Linked DNA regions of Homo sapiens: all the other regions are linked to region 1. Evidence: chromatin contacts called from ENCODE Hi-C data. All regions are on one chromosome and are shown on one strand. The core of a region is the stretch at or near the end of the contact, and the rest is flanking DNA. Distances in the headings are between cores, read along the strand shown.

Evidence for each region. Hi-C counts contacts between places; a loop is a spot of excess contacts on that map. Pooled maps may share reads with other maps.
Region 2: a loop to region 1 is called in a map of CD4-positive, alpha-beta memory T cell, with 14 times the contacts of the local background. The contact joins two enhancer-like sites. A Hi-C loop is called at or near these places in 4 of 168 maps with a recorded cell type or tissue (CD4-positive, alpha-beta T cell, CD4-positive, alpha-beta memory T cell, CD8-positive, alpha-beta T cell and 1 more) and 8 of 50 pooled maps.
Region 3: a map of CD8-positive, alpha-beta T cell shows a loop between it and region 1 (3-fold over the local background). The contact joins the promoter of CUEDC1-AS1 here to the enhancer-like site in region 1. A Hi-C loop is called at or near these places in 2 of 168 maps with a recorded cell type or tissue (CD8-positive, alpha-beta T cell and naive thymus-derived CD4-positive, alpha-beta T cell) and 4 of 50 pooled maps.

What each region holds. Positions count from the first base shown.
Region 1 is chr17:58,169,502-58,172,069 of GRCh38, forward strand. It overlaps OR4D2 (olfactory receptor family 4 subfamily D member 2), which reads left to right. Exons shown (of 2, transcript NM_001004707.4): 2 at 137-1,615. The coding sequence starts at 155. The coding sequence ends at 1,078. Among named protein-coding and RNA genes, the nearest start is that of OR4D2, 3.8 kb to the left of the region's middle. Within about 2 kb of position 1,295, at least 2 of the 41 ENCODE cell types and tissues checked have a DNase peak (open chromatin) inside an H3K27ac peak, as active enhancers do; they include CD8-positive, alpha-beta T cell, where a contact is called at or near this core.
Region 2 is chr17:57,891,374-57,893,941 of GRCh38, forward strand. All of the region lies in intron 1 of CUEDC1 (CUE domain containing 1), which reads right to left. Among named protein-coding and RNA genes, the nearest start is that of CUEDC1-AS1, 20 kb to the right of the region's middle. RefSeq lists enhancers at 1,195-1,936, 1,597-1,646. Within about 2 kb of position 1,283, at least 35 of the 41 ENCODE cell types and tissues checked have a DNase peak (open chromatin) inside an H3K27ac peak, as active enhancers do.
Region 3 is chr17:57,910,898-57,913,465 of GRCh38, forward strand. CUEDC1-AS1 (CUEDC1 antisense RNA 1) reads left to right here and starts at 1,281. Exons shown (of 2, transcript XR_001752948.2): 1 at 1,281-1,584. The region is part of intron 1 of CUEDC1 (CUE domain containing 1); the gene reads right to left.

The DNA.
Region 1 (2,568 bases), core at 45-2,544:
AAGACAGCACCTAGTATAATGGTCTACACATAAGGATGCTCATCATATGGGCCTAAAACCTTGGTTCTGAGCCCCTGAGCCCTGAAAGGGAAAGTAGTGACTTCATGTATCTGTGTCTGTGGTTCATTTTCTTCAGGTGTATGGAGAAAACACCATGGAAACAGGGAACCTCACGTGGGTATCAGACTTTGTCTTCCTGGGGCTCTCGCAGACTCGGGAGCTCCAGCGTTTCCTGTTTCTAATGTTCCTGTTTGTCTACATCACCACTGTTATGGGAAACATCCTTATCATCATCACAGTGACCTCTGATTCCCAGCTCCACACACCCATGTACTTTCTGCTCCGAAACCTGGCTGTCCTAGACCTCTGTTTCTCTTCAGTCACTGCTCCCAAAATGCTAGTGGACCTCCTCTCTGAGAAGAAAACCATCTCTTACCAGGGCTGCATGGGTCAGATCTTCTTCTTCCACTTTTTGGGAGGTGCCATGGTCTTCTTCCTCTCAGTGATGGCCTTTGACCGCCTCATTGCCATCTCCCGGCCCCTCCGCTATGTCACCGTCATGAACACTCAGCTCTGGGTGGGGCTGGTGGTAGCCACCTGGGTGGGAGGCTTTGTCCACTCTATTGTCCAGCTGGCTCTGATGCTCCCACTGCCCTTCTGTGGCCCCAACATTTTGGATAACTTCTACTGTGATGTTCCCCAAGTACTGAGACTTGCCTGCACTGACACCTCACTGCTGGAGTTCCTCAAGATCTCCAACAGTGGGCTGCTGGATGTCGTCTGGTTCTTCCTCCTCCTGATGTCCTACTTATTCATCCTGGTGATGCTGAGGTCACATCCAGGGGAGGCAAGAAGGAAGGCAGCTTCCACCTGCACCACCCACATCATCGTGGTTTCCATGATCTTCGTTCCAAGCATTTACCTCTATGCCCGGCCCTTCACTCCATTCCCTATGGACAAGCTTGTGTCCATCGGCCACACAGTCATGACCCCCATGCTCAACCCCATGATCTATACCCTGAGGAACCAGGACATGCAGGCAGCAGTGAGAAGATTAGGGAGACACCGGCTGGTTTGAGAGTGACAATGGTAGGTTTCTTCTCTTTGGCTTTGTTTTCCCTTTGTGAAGTGGAGAGGGAGCTACTACCTTTGCTCTCTTCATAGTGTGTTGAGGTTCATCATAGCAGGGAATGAATTTTGAAACTAAGCAACTTCGTGTTTTAGGAAAAAAGAAAGTATCCTCTTTGGTGGTTAAGGTTTGTGATAAAGAGTTTTAACACACTCGCAACAATGAGAATTGTTCACATGGCCCCTGAAAACCACACCTTCCTTTTCACCTTCTTGGTGGACAGTTTCCTGTTGACAGCATTTCCCCTGTGCGAACATTTCTATTTTCCGTATTTTGAGCTCTCTTCCCAATATTTCCTTTTGGTGTGAGTCTGGGTTGTTGGGAACAGCACAGAATTTGGAGTCTTAAGCTCTAAATTAGAGGCCCTGACCCATCATTGACCAAACTGATGACTTCGAGTAAGCCACCCAGCTTTTCTTGGCCTCATGATTTCTCCCTCACCAATTTGCTTAAATTAGTATGTGCCCCTAAAATATTCTATGTTTGTTATGAGATTCAAATAAAAAAATTTTGTGATAAAACAACAAGTAAATCATATAACTATATGTTATCTTCCAAGCTTTTAAAAATGATTGTATTTTATTTTCAAATATGAAATTATTATGAGTATTCAAGCTTTTTCTCTCTATATTTACATTTTAATATAATATACAAATTTTGAATAAAAGATCATGGGCAATGCATGCACATTATGAAACTTATGTCATTATGTATAAATGCTCATGTATACACTACTCGATTCAAGAACCAGAAGTTACCAATAACTTGCCTTCACCTGTATTGTCCTCTCCATTGTGTTCACCTTGATTCCTATCCAGAAGAAATCACTCTGTTGAATTTCATGTTTATCACTTCATTGCTTGTATAAAATAGTTTCATCACTTTTTTTACATAAACAGTATATTGTTTTGCTACTTTGGAGTTTTATAAAGATATTGTACTGTACATAATATTCTGGGATTTGCTTTTTTCACTCCATGTTATGTTTCTAACATAACATGTTGATGTTTGGCTCTAATTCATTCATTTGCTCTGCTGTAGAATATTCCACTGTGAAAATAAGTTTATTTGGGTTGTTTCCAGGTTTTGGCTATTGGAGAGTGCTTTTTTTGAGACGAAGTTTCACTCTGCTGCCGAGGCCGGAGTTCACTCATCACCACACCCAGCTAAGTTTTGCATTTTCAGTAGAGATGGGGTTTCTCCATGTTGGAGTTGTGACCATTATTGCCTAAACTATTTTTACTGCGCCTTTCTCTCCTCTTCTTCCAGGATTCTCATTATGTGTGTGTCTTGGTATCCTTGATGGTGTCTCACAGGCTTCTGAGCCTATGTTCATTTTCGTTTATTCTTCTTTTTGCTCCTTAGACTGGATGATTTCAATTGACCTATAATATCTCTAGACCTCTGATTCCGAAATGCCATCATAGAGGAAAATTGGA
Region 2 (2,568 bases), core at 33-2,532, 280 kb before region 1:
GCGAAGCCTGTCTTCCCCGTCTTCCAAATGATTTCTGAATCTGGCCACTCCTTACCACCTCCACAGCTACCATACCCTCCCTAGCTCCCTGCCTCCCACGTGTTGGCCTAGAGACCCCTCATCACAGGGGTCATGCCCTTCCTCTGCTCCATGCCTCCCAATGGCTCCCATGTCCCCAGAATACCCAGAGCTTTACCGTGGCCAACCCACATGGTCCTGCCCATGTCACCTCGCTGTCATATGTGCACGCACACATACAGACAGAGCCTAACTCTCTGTGGCCACCTGGATCCTTGCTAGTCCACCAACGAGCCAAGCACACTCCCACCCAGGGGCCTCTGAACTTACTTTTTCCACCAACTGCTACGTTCTGCTCCCACATATCTGCATGGCTCCCTTCCTTCTGGTCCCTACTCAACCATCACCTTGAGGGGGAACAGAGTGGCAAGTCCACCCCCCAACATCCCAGTGTTCCTAACCCTTTAGGCTTCCCTGTCTTCTTCATGAAACAGACCACCTTGAATATTATACATTTGTCACTGATATCTTCTCCACTAGAATGTAAGCTCCATGAAGGCAGGGGCTTTGCTATACTCACTGTGGTATCCCCAGTGCCCGAATCAGTGCCTGGCATGGTCAATAGACATTTATTAGGCGAATGAGTAAAGAAGGGAAGGAAAGATGGAGGAGTGCTGTAACTGTGGATTTCCCTCCCTTTCCTTCCTCCTCCGGCTCACAGCAATGATGGGAGGGGGCCTTTTCAGTTTCCAAAGCCCTCTCTCCCCTACACACTCATTTACTCCTCACAACAAACCTAGAAGATATATAAGGGAATGCGTTATTATCTCACTTCACAGACAAGGGGTCTGAGGCCAAGGCAGCCCAGTGACGTGGACACAAGGCTGATGGCAGGCTGCCCCTTTCCAAGCCAGTGCCAGCACCAGGGGGCAGGAGGCTAACCCCCTCCTAGATCTGACTTGACCTTCCATTCTGCCCCCCAGGAGGACCAGGGCCCAACCCTGAAAGGTGGGAGTTAGAACAGGAAGCCACAGGTCCCAATTGCCAGCACCTTCCTGTGTCCCACCCAGAGGCCACTCTTCTGGAAGGAGGGTAAGACTCCTCAGACCAGCTCTGTCTCTGTGCACCCCAGGCTCCCTCCTCTGAAAATCACCAAGGAGCAGACCCTACGTCCATCTGTGACTGCCGTGATGCCTGCCTGCAGAGGGATTTGCTTCTTGCCTAAGATCTGGCACAGCCCAGTGGCGCTGCCAAGCCAGGCCACTAGGTGGTGTCCCAGAGCTCAGGCCCTGGCAGCTCCCAGGGAAAGGGCCAGAGTGGCTTTTCTCTCAGAACCCAAGAATGTGCCCCACCCCCACCCTTGGCCTGATTAAAAGGGAGAAGAACCACCCAGTTGCCTCAGGGGTCTTAGCACCCAAGACCCGCAGAGTTGTCAAATCATTTAATCCTAGGCAGGAAATCTTTGGCACATGTGCCACCACCTTCTAGCCCTCATCCTTGGCAGACATCACTAATCCACCCAGGTATTACTGTCCTACAGAACACACACAACCTCAGAACCCTTTGCAACACCGCCTCTGTGCAAGCCACGACCAAGTGATTAGAACTGGCATGCAAGACAAGCCACTTGCCAGCGCTCTCATTTCCCGTATGAGGACACGCAGGCCAGGCTCACTCTGTCTCATTGGGAATCCAGGCTGCAAAAGCCAGTGGGGCCAGAATGAGGTCATATGACCCTGGGAGGCTTGTGTAACCATGGTTGAGTCCTGCGGAAACCTCAAGTGTGTAATGGCAGAGGCTGCTGGGCTGGGGCAGCTGCATTCTCGGCCAATTGTCACCTCAGAGCGGGTGGGGTGCAGGGAAATCTGCCTGAGCTTCTTGGCTTCAGAGCTGAAGAGGCCCCAAAAGGGGGTGAAAGGAAGGGAAGAGGAGAGCAAGAGACAGAGGCTCTCAGGGTATGTGTGTGTGTGTGTGTGTGTGTGTTTCAGGCAGCCCTGACAGAGACGCCTTGTCCTCCTGCCCCTGCAAAGGCTTGTTTTCTTCCCAAGCTATTAATGTCGCTGCAGCTTCAAAAGCCGGGTGACCTTTAAACGCTGAGCCTCCTGCTCCTGCCCAAGGCTCGGAAAAGGCTTAATGGAAACTCGACCCAAATGGCCACAGCTGCCGGGGCTGCAACAAAGCCAGCCTCATTCCCGAGGCCCCCAGAGCTGCTGGGCAGCCACACCTGTGCCCACCCCCAGGCAGCCAGGAAGGGCAAAGAGGACCCTCGGGCACAGCCATTGGAGAAAAGAGGCCACTGGACCTTAGGGGAGGAGGAGGAGGAGCAGGGGAGAGACAGACAATGCTGTCATGCGCTGCTGTGTGACCTTGGGTACTTCTCTGGACCACTCATCTCTTCTACATCTGTAAAACACGAGAATTTGGCAGGGCACAGTGGCTCACGCCTGTAATCCCAGCACTTTGGGAGGCCAAGGCAGGTGGATCACGAGATCAGGAGTTCAAGACCAGCCTGGCCAAAATGGTGAAACACCGTCTCTACTAAAAATACAA
Region 3 (2,568 bases), core at 31-2,530, 260 kb before region 1:
GTTACCATGGCCACCACCAATCCAGCTGAGACCCTCAGCCTCCCAAGCCCGCTTCCCTGATGCCTTCAAGCTCCTCTTGCCGTCTCCCTCCCATTTTCTCCCTATGCCACCAACGGAAGAGCAGGCCAGGTCCCCTCCGAACTCCTCAGTCTCTTATGTAAAGATCACATCCCTCCCTCTGCATCAGCGGTCCTCATGCTCAGCAAGCATCACTGTCACCTGGAGGGCTGGTTAAACACACATTGCTGGCCTCCACCCCCAGAGTTCCTGATTCCCTGGGTCTGGGGTGAGGTCCAAGAATCTGCTATCTAACAAGTTGTTAGGCGATGCTGGCACCACTGGTCCAGGGACCACACCTGTCTCCCTAACTAAGCCCTGTCCATCCTTCAAGACCTCGCTCAAGTTCCCCTGTCCCATGAGGCAATCTCTGAGAACTTCAGCCAATATTGATCTCTCTCTTCCCTTCCAGAGCACCTGTTCCTCTTAAGGGTGGTTTGGTAGATGGGGAGATCACTTAGCGGCCATAATCAGGGGCAGTGTAGCACTTCATCACCTGCTGTCTTGTGTGGCTGGCTCTCCTTCATCCTACCAGCTCTCTTTTTTCTTTTTTCTTTTCTTTTTTTGAGATGGGGTCTTGCTCTGTCACCCAGGCTGGAGTGCAGTGGTGCAATCTCAGCTCACTGCAATCTCCGCCTCCCAGGTTCAAGCAATTCTTCTGCCTCAACCTCCCGAGTAGCTGGGATTACAGGCGTGCGCCACCACACCTGGCTAATTTTTGTATTTTCAGTAGAGATGGGATTTCACCATGTTGGCCAGGCCTGACTCAAGTGATCTCCTGATCTCAAGTGATCCGCCCTCTTCTGCCTCCCAAACTGCTGGGATTACAGGCATGAGCCACCGTGCCCGTCCCTATCAGCTCTTAAGGGCAGACTGGGACAGACATTTCTTAAGTGATTCCTCATTAACCAGGAGGCATTCCTCATGTCCCAGGTGAACTGAATCTGTTTCATTCTCAGGCACCCCAGTGACATTCACAAACAGACTTCTAATTATTCACTCGCTCATTCACTGGCAGTCAAAAAACACTTACTGAGCACCTACTGTATGTCAGGATGCGCAAGATAAAAACCTCTTTTCTTCACAGAGGCCAAGAATTACAACAGCATGAATGGCAGAAGCCTACAGAAGGTGCTCTGTGAGGATCCCTCCCAACCGCAGCCCAACGCCCCCACCCCTGGCCCTGGAGACCGCTACACACACACAACCTTGGCCCCAGTTGCAGGTGCTGGTGCCTGCCAACAAGCACACACAGTTGCAGTCACACCCTCGTGTAACCATGGTGAGGATTTGGCTGCCGGTCATAGGCTCCATTGTTCCCCAGCTAAGCCACCCTGGACTCGGGGACAGGATTTATGGGCAGACATTGTTAGGAGAACAGATGTTCGGGCAGGCAGGCCTGGGACCCGCTGGAGGGAGTCAAGAAGACACTACCTCCTAATTAATAGGCGGTAAATGTCTGAGGAACAGACTCCTGTCCCATTTCTTCAAACATCTGGGGTTCCGGACACTTAGGCCCTCTGCCAGGTGAGACATTTGGAGCAGGCTGAAGAGATCATAGATTCTGGAAGGTAGATGTTGGTTTCTCTGTGATCTTGGACAACTTTTTACTTGTTTGTGCCTCAGTTTCACTATCTACTAATATTTACTACTTAAAAAAAATAGTAAAGCCAAAAAAAAAGATGATAAAGACACCGTTTGGAAGAATAAAGGGAGAGTAAAAAACAAACAATAATAACGCCACTGTGTAAAAATAAACTGCAAAAAGACCACTCAGGGAAGCTCCATCAATGCCTTGGCAGGAAAATTCTAAACGTATACAGGCCTACCTGGCACACTGATTCTCAACTAGAGGGGTGCATCAGAATCTCCGGGGAGCCTTTTTCTTTCTTTCTTTTTTCAGAGACAGGGTCTCACTCTGTCACCTAGGCTGTATGTAGTGCAGTGGTGCGGTCATAGCTCATCGTAGCCTCAACCTCCTGGGCTCAAAAGCGATCCTCCCACCTCAGCCTCCAGAGTAGCTAGGCCTACAGGCTCATACCAGGACCAGCTGCTTACATTAAAACAAATTTTTGTAGAAACTGGGTGTCTCCGGGCACAGTGGCTCACACCTGTAATCCCAGCACTTTGGGAGGCCGAGGCGGGTGGATTACCTGAGGTCAGGGGTTCAAGACCAGCCTGGCCAACATGGTAAAACCCCGCCTCTACTAAAAATACAAAAAAATTAGCTGGGCGTGGTGGCAGGTGCCTGTAATCCCAACTACTTGGGAGGCTGAGGCAGGAGAATCGCTTGAATCCCAGAGGCGGAGGTTGCAGTGAGCCAAGATCACGCCATTGCACTCCAGCCTGGGCAACAAGAACAAGACTCCATCTCAAAAAAAAAAAAAGGAAAAGAAACTGGTCTCACTATGTTGCCCAGACTTATCTCCATCTCCTGGGTTCAAGCACTCCTGCCTCAGCCTCCCAAAGTGCTAGGATTACAGGCATGAACCACTGTGCCAGCCTCTGGGG